Regions from separate parts of the Mus musculus genome. Here region 2 is linked to region 1. The links are chromatin loops, found by intact Hi-C in ENCODE. Cell type or tissue: gastrocnemius. All regions are shown on one strand. Each heading gives the region's core, and the rest is flanking DNA. Links, peaks and the distances in the headings are about the cores only. Region 1 has its middle 8.8 kb from the start of Gm40425. Region 2 overlaps Akap6 (A kinase (PRKA) anchor protein 6).

Region 1 (4,396 bases), core at 263-4,262:
ACACACACACACACACACACACACACCTCCAAGTGAGCTGGGAAAAGCAAACAATATGGAGGTCCCAGGCTTTCACACCCTAATATGGTACTAACACCCCCATCACCCTTGTCATAATCTACTGGTCATTCACAAGTCACTCTGTCTGTTCCACACTCAGTGAGAGGCAATCACACCAGGGTGTGATTATCAAGAGTCAGGAATCACATGGAGTCATTTAGAAGCCACATATGGCAAGATTCCCCCTCCAAGTCCTAGGGAGGATGTCTCTAACATTATGCTGCTGGAGAATGCTGGAGAACCGGCTACGTCTCAGAGTTGCTCTACAGCCATACCCGACAATCTGTTAAATATCAGAGCAGTGGAGCACAAACTCAGGTGTATCTAGCAGTTTGTGCACACACAGGCTCTAAGGGAAGATGTAATGACCTGGTATGAAGCAGGCAGTAGCACTGGTTTTCAAGTGTCCTGGTTTCTCTGGGGCAAGAATACAGTTAGGACTTAGTTAAGTTCTCTGTTTCACAGTCCATTACAAGGTTGTAATAAAGGTGTTAGTCCAGGGTCTATAGCTCACCTTGGAAAGGTGAGGGTTTACTGGAACTCTCTAAGCCATATAGATCTGTCAGAGCCAAGAGTAACCTGAAAGGCCACGTGGACCCTCCAAGATAGAGCTGAGACCCAGGGCTGATGATGACTCTAAAGGACAGGAAGGAACTGGGAAACCACTCATGAGACAAGCTGGGTGACTCTGGGAAGAAGGTGAAATCTGGTACTGCCCTGTGGATTTGATATGCGACCATGAACATGTAATGGTGTGAGCTAATCTACCTCCCTTTACCTTATTCATCTACCAGATATTGCAAGAGTAAATAAGGCACACAAGCAAACCCACAGCCTAAAAGATCATGAGGAATTAAAGGGAAGCTCAAAGAATAAATGCTAAAAAGGGGTCTGTGATCATTTCCTCCCTCTAGCCTGACCCTTACGGAGGCATTTCACACAAGCGCTCTACCACCGAGCTACATCCCAACACCAACACAAGCATTTTCAGAAGCCAATCAAAAATGCTAGTGCCTCCTCTGGATCCCTAATGTTATCAAAACACACAAATAACTGTAAAAACCACTGTTGAGCTGAGTAAGTCAAATCCAGTCCTAGCCTGTGCTACTGAGCCTCAGGATTACTGTCATAGCCTATGCCATGCCAAGTTTAAGATACACATCACAATAAGAGAAAGCACTCCTGTCTCCTATCTGGATGAGAAATAATCCACGCCAGACATGCTGAAGCCTTGCATAATATAAACATTAACACCTCTCTTATAATTGTCCTTATTATATTACATACTCCTGATTGTAGAACTGACAACCTCTCCTGTGGTCACACAATTAATTCTGCCTGTGTTCTCTTCTGTAGTAGAGAGTAATAACTGCCTACACACTTCCCTAGAAAGCCTTCATTGCCAGAGTCCACTGCGGCACTGCCTGCCTGTCTTTGAAGTATCTAGTAAATCATGATGATTTGACTTTTTCTTATGCCTTCCCATTGCCCAATTTCAGGCAAATGTATGGCTTCCTTCTGAATGTACTCCATATTTTTCCTGCTGTCTTTTATTCTAGAACTAAATCAATGCTGGAAGCTTTCTGGGTGATTTTGAAGCCTTGCATCCTCCCTGGTATAAATGAAAGAGATACAGGATGTGAAGGTACTCTGTTGATGGTCTGGGGTAGATGGCTTCTTACACCAATGCATGCCTGGCAATACAGGTTTCTCTTTAGAGCAGGGTGTCTGTGAAAGTCATTGACAGTAAAATGGCTCCATCTAGTGCTCCAGACTAGTATCAACAGCTACAAGAGAAGGGTCTGGAGAAGACTGTAAATCAATACACTGCAGAACGACAACAGCAGCAAGGGGCAGAGCCAACACAATTTAATAACGATAGGTCAATTGACCAGGGAACCATAACTCTTAGTACATTGACTGGGCCATTGGAACAGCTTAACAAATAACAGAGATGTTGTCAAGAGAGAGATTGACTTTGTCCTAAATGTGGTAAGCCCCACTGAAGGTCTGGGATGAGAAAAGAACCAAGCCAAGCACCTGTGTCATGCCAGTCACCAATCTAAGCATTTTCATACATCCTCCATTATTAATCATAGCCACAGTGTGAGGCAGAAATTATTGTCCCCATGGTACAGACAAGAAACTGAGGCCCAGAAAGGCTACTATCTTACCCTAGGGTCACAGGTCTGACACTAAGCACACTATTTCCCTTGCACTAGTCCCAGGGAGGGGGTGCCGTGACCTTGTTATCCCCTCTCTCATTGATCACCATGGGGAAGAGCAGGAAGGTCTGTCTACTCTGTAACACACAGCTCTGCTAAAAGATACTCGAACTGGAATTTACAAGTCCTGGGACATAAAAGGACTTGGTGGCAAATGCACTTCTTGACGTTCCACATGAATATTCTCTCTTGTTTTGCCTTGTTGTCTGGCTTTAAATCAGGAGTTCCTTGGAACCCGAAGCTCCTATCTAGATATGCCGCAGTCATGATAATGTGACCAGTGGCTGCATCAAGACCACAGTGGCCAGGCGTGGTGGCACACGCCTTTAATCCCAGCACTTGGGAGGCAGAGGCAGGTGGATTTCTGAGTTTGAGGCCAGCCTGATCTACAGAGTGAGTTCCAGGACAGCCAAGGCTACACAGAGAAACCCTGGGGGGTGGGGGGGGGGCAGTAGAAGGTCCTTCTTCACACTATATTTCTTTGGCATGATAAACTTTCCAAGCTTCTGCCGACAGAGAAGAATCCAAAGAGAGAATCCTGCCTTACAGGTAAGAAGAGGGCAACTGGGCACAAAGAACAGAAGTGGGCTGGGGAGATAGCTCAGCAGTTAAGAGCACTGACTGCTCTTCCAGAGGTCCTGAGTTCAATTCCCAGCAATCACAAGATGGCTCACAACCATCTGTAATGAATGAGATCTGATGCCCTCATCTGGTGTGTCTGAAGACAGCTACAGTGTGCTCATATACATAAATAAATTAATTAATTTTTTTAAAAAAAAGAACAAAACAGAAGAAGGCTGCCAGGGATTAAGCCTCTCTCAGACTGTCACTTGGCCAGGGCACTCCCTCCGTTAGCTAACCAGCACGTTAGCTAACCAGCACACCTCTTAAGAAAAACACAAACCAGAGAGAAGAGGTAAAAACAAAGTCACTCATTTTCCTAAACATTAAGACTGTATCAGTTACTTTGTTACTGCTGTAACATAAACAACTTAAGGAAGGGTTGATGTAGGCTGGTGGTTGGTGGGTACCTCCCATCTGGTGGGAAAGGCATAACAAGAGCTTGGGATAGGAGTGTGCTCAAGCAGGAAGCAGAAGGGAATGAATGAGATCTGTGTTATCCAGTCTAGGACCCCAGGCCTCCCCCATTCAGGGTGGGTCTTCCCTCTTCAGTTAAACCTATCTTGAAATGCTCTCACAACACACCTAGCTGTTTGTCTCCTATGCAATTATAAATCTCACCAAGTTGACAAGATTAACCATCACAGAGTAGAGAATTTATAAGGCATTACACTTTCATATGTGTAAGTTATGCTTAACTCAGTGGCTAAATCTATTAGGTAAATAAATCAAGGAGGTAATTAAAGAAATACACCAGACAGTATTTTATTATTATTTTTGTATCCTGGTACCACTAAAACCTCCAAGCAAGGCCCACAAGAGCTGTGGTGAGCTGTGGTAACATGCATTAGAGTCGAGAGCAAACCCAGGTTCGGTGGGTTGGTGATTCATTCAGCAGTTACCAACCAGCAGTTACCAATCAGCAGTTACCAATCAGCAGTTACCAATCAGCAGTTACCAACCAGCAGTTACCAATCAGCAGTTACCAATCAGCAGTTACCAATCAGCAGTTACCAATCAGCAGTTACCAATCAGCAGTTACCAACCAGCAGTTACCAATCAGCAGTTACCAATCAGCAGTTACCAATCAGCAGTTACCAATCAGCAGTTAGTTACCAATCAGCAGTTACCAATCAGCAGTTACCAATCAGCAGTTACCAATCAGCAGTTACCAATCAGCAGTTAGTTACCAATCAGCAGTTACCAATCAGTAGTTACCAATCAGCAGTTACCAATCAGCAGTTACCAATCAATCAGCAGAACAGGTTTCAGAGGCTCCAGAACACTTCCAGGTCTGCTTAGGATAATGTCTGGTGAGCAGGCTTTAAGAATCCACAAATTTGTAAGACTTCTGCCTATGCTGAGGGATATATCATTCCTTGTCCTGGAATCCCACTTTCTCAACGAATCCTAATCAGAGTCAAAATAACTGCTGGACAAAGGAGTGCCAGTGTCCAAAGTATGAAAACATCTGTCTAAATAAAGGGAAA
Region 2 (4,396 bases), core at 87-4,086, 1.6 Mb before region 1:
AAGCAGTTATCATTCTTCAAAAATGATGGATTTTTGCCTGGCTGTGTGCAGACATGGCAGAAACTACTCGAAGTGGGTGGCAGTATAAAGGTCTGAGGAGAGGCCTCCCTCCTGTCCTCTCAGACACCAGCTCTCTGCTCTTTCTTGATATCATCACACGATTATCCCAAGTATTTAAAAACAGCTACACATATGTGCGGTGCTTTGTGCCCAGCTTAAACTAGCAACAGATCAAAAGCAGTAACTATAACACAACTTTATCCTCTTTGGATGGCTTTAACAGTATTTCCATCTGGGGTACTCTGTGATTTTCTTTAAGCAATCCTTTATGCTAGACCCTTAGGTTATGTGTAGTCTTCTATCTCCAACGATGCTTCTGTGCACATGCTCAGACCTTAATCATCTTGTTTGGTATGAGCATGTCCTTACATTCAGACTTTCTGGCTAAAAAGGCTATACACGTTCAAAACTTTCATCTATTACTAGATTGTCTTTGGAGACGATGCGGTGTGTGCTCCGTGCTGAGCACGCCCACTGCCGTCTGCTGTTGAAGCTTGTTGCACACTGCTTAGCCTTGTCCATGCGGTGGTTAGCAGGGATGACCACTGTGCTTCCAGCATTTGGGGTGGGGTTGTCACCTTCTCCATGTTTGGGGGCATCGTTTGCATTTCTTTCCTTGGGTCTGTCTGCTCATTATCTGTGTCTGGTCTTCTGTTGGGTCATTACTATTCTACTTCTGGATTTACATGCATTTCTTAAATACCAAAGGAAGCAGTCCCTTGTCTGTGCCGTGAATGGAAAATATCTCGAAAGGAAACCATCAAGAAGTCTCTTCCAAACGTACAGGGACATCTCAACAATTTGTGCCTGTACTTAGGCAGACTTGGGAAGCCATGCTGGACCTCTGCACCTGGCAAAACCAGGCATGAAAATCAAAGCTAAAACCTTAGATATAGAGGGTCGAGTTTAAGATCAAAGAGTTTGTAGGTGGATTCGGAGATTAAGAACATCAGAGCAAGCCGGGCGGTAGTGGCACACGCCTTTAATCCCAGCACTCAGGAGGCAGAGGCAGGCGGATTTCTGAGTTCGAGGCCAGCCTGGTCTACAGAGTGAGTTCCAGGACAGCCAGGGATACACAGAGAAACCCTGTCTCTAACAAAACAAAACAAAACAAAACAAAACAAAACAAAACAAAAACCCAAGAACATCAGAGCAGTGGGAATGGAATACTGGGTGAGTGGGAGTGGGTTGGGGGAGGGGGACAGGAGCAGATTACAGGGCGAATCAGGGGTTCACACCAAGAGCTGCTTTTGAGACTCGCTCATGTTCAGTCAGAAATGTCAGACAACATCTTTTTGTCTGCCCTGTTCTGGTCTATGGCACCCTGAACTACACCCAACTGAGTGTGGGAAAGACTCAGATGCAGGGAGGTGTGTAGATGGATGAATGCTTCTCCGCATGAGCCGGGCCTCCAGGCACTGCCAGGTGTGTGTGTGTGTGTGTGTGTGTGTGTGTGTGCGCGCGCACACCAAGCTACTGGGACATCATCACTCCACAGATGTAGCAGTGTGTAGTGTGGACTGAGGAAGCGCGATTCAGCCCCTGCCTTTCACTCAATGTCTAGTTAAAGAGAAACATCACGCTACACTCAGTGAGAAAAGCAAACAACGTGAGACAGCATAAAGCGAAAAGCACAGACCTCCACCCTGCCGACTAACCAGCCCAGGCAGTCTGCTCTGTGTTCTGTGGAGCCCTTTTATGTGAGACGAGCACACTTGCAAGTCCGTGTTGGATATAAGTCAGTAAAGTGCTTCCACAGACCTGTTTCCATCTGTATACAAAAGAACTCCGGTACATTCTCACAGCTCCTTAGTGTTTGATCACGTGGACATGCCCCGGCTTATTTAATTAAATCTTGTCATGATGGGCACTTTAGCTTCTTCCTTATTTCTGCTTTCTTTTTTCAAACCGTGCTCCACGAATATTCAGTCTAACACTGGCAGACAACCTTCTTGTCCTTTTCCAGGCAGCCTGCAGCAGCAGCTCAGGGACCCCATGTAATAAAAAAAACCTCTATCATCCTCTAGGAACAGCTTTCACTGTAGGTAATAAGAACCGAGGCAGATCCGTGTTTGTGCGTGGGAAATCTGAGTCCCCATTTACAGGTGGACTTTAAAAGCACAGCCTTTTGACCCTCTTTGTTCATCCTAGTATTAGTGCCTGCAATTTGTGTTGGCTGCCACAAGGTGGCAGAGGAGCACCAGACTCCACTTGTTCTCGAGGTCCCATCTTTATTGTGCCCTCGCCCGGATCTTCATAAACACAATTGGATTTAACTAGAGGACCGGACGTGTCTGGTTAGGAGAATGATCAGAAAATGCAGACGCACACGTCTCCCATCACCATCTAGATCTCTGTGCTTCATTTCTGATTCAATCGCCTTTATTTCTACCCCAAGAAAAACCAGCGTTCCCAAACACTTCTGACTGCTGGTCTTTTGCTGGCCCTCCTGTGTCTACCTCTGCTCCATTTTTCATTGCTTGAAGTTAAGAGATCACAAGAGTTTGTTTTTCACCTGCCGCTCACCTTTCCTGCTTCCCCTTCTCTGCTGAGATGACGGACAGCCATGGCCTAAGCAAGTTGAGCTTCCTTCACAAGAACAGGAGCTGCCTGCCGTGGGGCTGTGCTCCTCAGGAACAGGGCTCAGTCAGCCAGACTTCAAAGCCCAGAGCGTGCGTTGGGCCCAGTTGCCCACCACCCCCTTCAGCCTCAGGAGCAAGGCTACAGCTTTCTGAGTGCTCTGACGTTCCATTTGCTTGTCCCTTGGCTCCCATCAGTTTAAAGTGTGGCTGAGTGTTTAGCAGGATATGGTACCATTTCTCCTGTTTATCTGAAATACTCAGCACCCAGCCTGAGTCGTTTGCTGTGGTGGTGGTGGTGGGGTCTGTCAGGAACTACAGCATTCGGGCATTTTGCCTTTGCTTGTGACATGGAGGGGGCATAGGCAGAGAGGGAGGCTCATTTTGGCCATGTGACGGTCATAACCACATTCCAGTGCTCTCATGGTTCATTCTGTGTGTCTAGGAGACTCGTGTTACTTTTCCCAGTCAGGAAGAACTGCACTTCCTTCCTGCTTGGTTTAAGGGCTCTTAGGCCATAATATGTAACAATTCTCATGATTTTGAATATCGTTAGTGCCCAGTTTACTAACTTATAGCTTACTTTTTTCTCAGACAGTAATGGCTGCTTTTAACTAGATGATCAGAGAAGTGGTGAGCTTATTGAGCACAGCACATCCAGAGCTATGGTGTACTGAGCACTGAAGAAAAGTTTGCAGACAGGCCTTGCGTTCTGTGGGCCATGCACAGGACTGGCTGAGGGCATTGATTAAGGACCAGGGACTCACATCTTATCACATGGAATTTTGGGAACTTGAATCAGTTTATCTGGTATATATAGTAAAAACTTCAGATTTTTATATTAACCAGGAGAACATTTACCTATGGGATGACTTTTGGGAAGGTGACATTAGCAGTGGTAGGCGAGGAAGACTCTCCTATTTGGGCGACTTTTGCACATCTTCCTTGAGTACTTAAGAGTGTATGGTAGGAATGGCTCACATCTTCTTAAAGAAGTTGAAATTCTGTGTTTTGGCTAGTGAATCTGTGACAAGAAGGGGGAACCCGAAGGTTTCCTTTTGTTTGTAGGGGTGTGATTCATCTCCTTTGGCAAGATAAAGCAATTAAAAAAAACCACAATGGAAATAAAAATGATAATTCAGCTATTAGAAGGGTTAACATCTCTGCAGCTTTAATATTACTTCTTAAAAATATGAACATTGTATGACTAGACAGGATGTTAATAACTTGACATTACAAAAATTTATTAAATTTATTTTTAAAGTGGTTTGGTTCCCCCTTTTGAATGCATAAAGCGTGTGGGAGTTGGAATGGATCTGCCCCAGGCTGCCAAAACAAGATTTTAATGGAACCGGAGTCCTTCAGGGATTGTCCTAAATCCACATAATATTCTTAAGTCCTGGTGTTTGCACTGGGACCTGTGTATTAGCAGATGTACGTGTGAATAATATACGTATATCCATCCATCACCCTGGTGACTCCACATCCTTAAGGGCTGCCGCACATCAATTATTCCACCTCAGGGGGTAGAGAGATATTTGGGCTAGCATTGACCTTCTTTTCAATCAGGGCCTCCAAACAGTATGTTCTGGAAGTCAAATAGTCCCTTCAGACAGAACCTCTGTTTGAGCACGCGTTTGGCCTGATGTCTCCATGCTGAGGAGCTGAGGAGTCAATGTGATTACCTGTGTCAGGTGTGGAGGCAGCGTCCGGGCAGCGAATGAAAATCCCGTCACTCAGAGTCACGGTCAGCATTC

Evidence for each region. Peaks named below come from ENCODE experiments on the same cell type or tissue, not always from the same donor. Only the 100,000 strongest peaks of a DNase experiment are listed, where the experiment ranks them.
Region 2: a loop joins it to region 1, with 5 times the contacts of the local background. A loop is called at or near these places in 22 of 42 quality-filtered maps.

What each region holds. Positions count from the first base shown.
Region 1 is chr12:54,556,501-54,560,896 of GRCm38, forward strand. No RefSeq gene overlaps it. Among named protein-coding and RNA genes, the nearest start is that of Gm40425, 8.8 kb to the left of the region's middle. In gastrocnemius, for the core only: a CTCF peak has its summit at 1,829 (motif pointing left); a DNase peak (open chromatin) is centred at 1,802.
Region 2 is chr12:52,916,875-52,921,270 of GRCm38, forward strand. The region is part of intron 5 of Akap6 (A kinase (PRKA) anchor protein 6); the gene reads left to right. Among named protein-coding and RNA genes, the nearest start is that of Gm51971, 120 kb to the left of the region's middle. In gastrocnemius, for the core only: a CTCF peak has its summit at 2,241 (motif pointing right); a DNase peak (open chromatin) is centred at 2,257.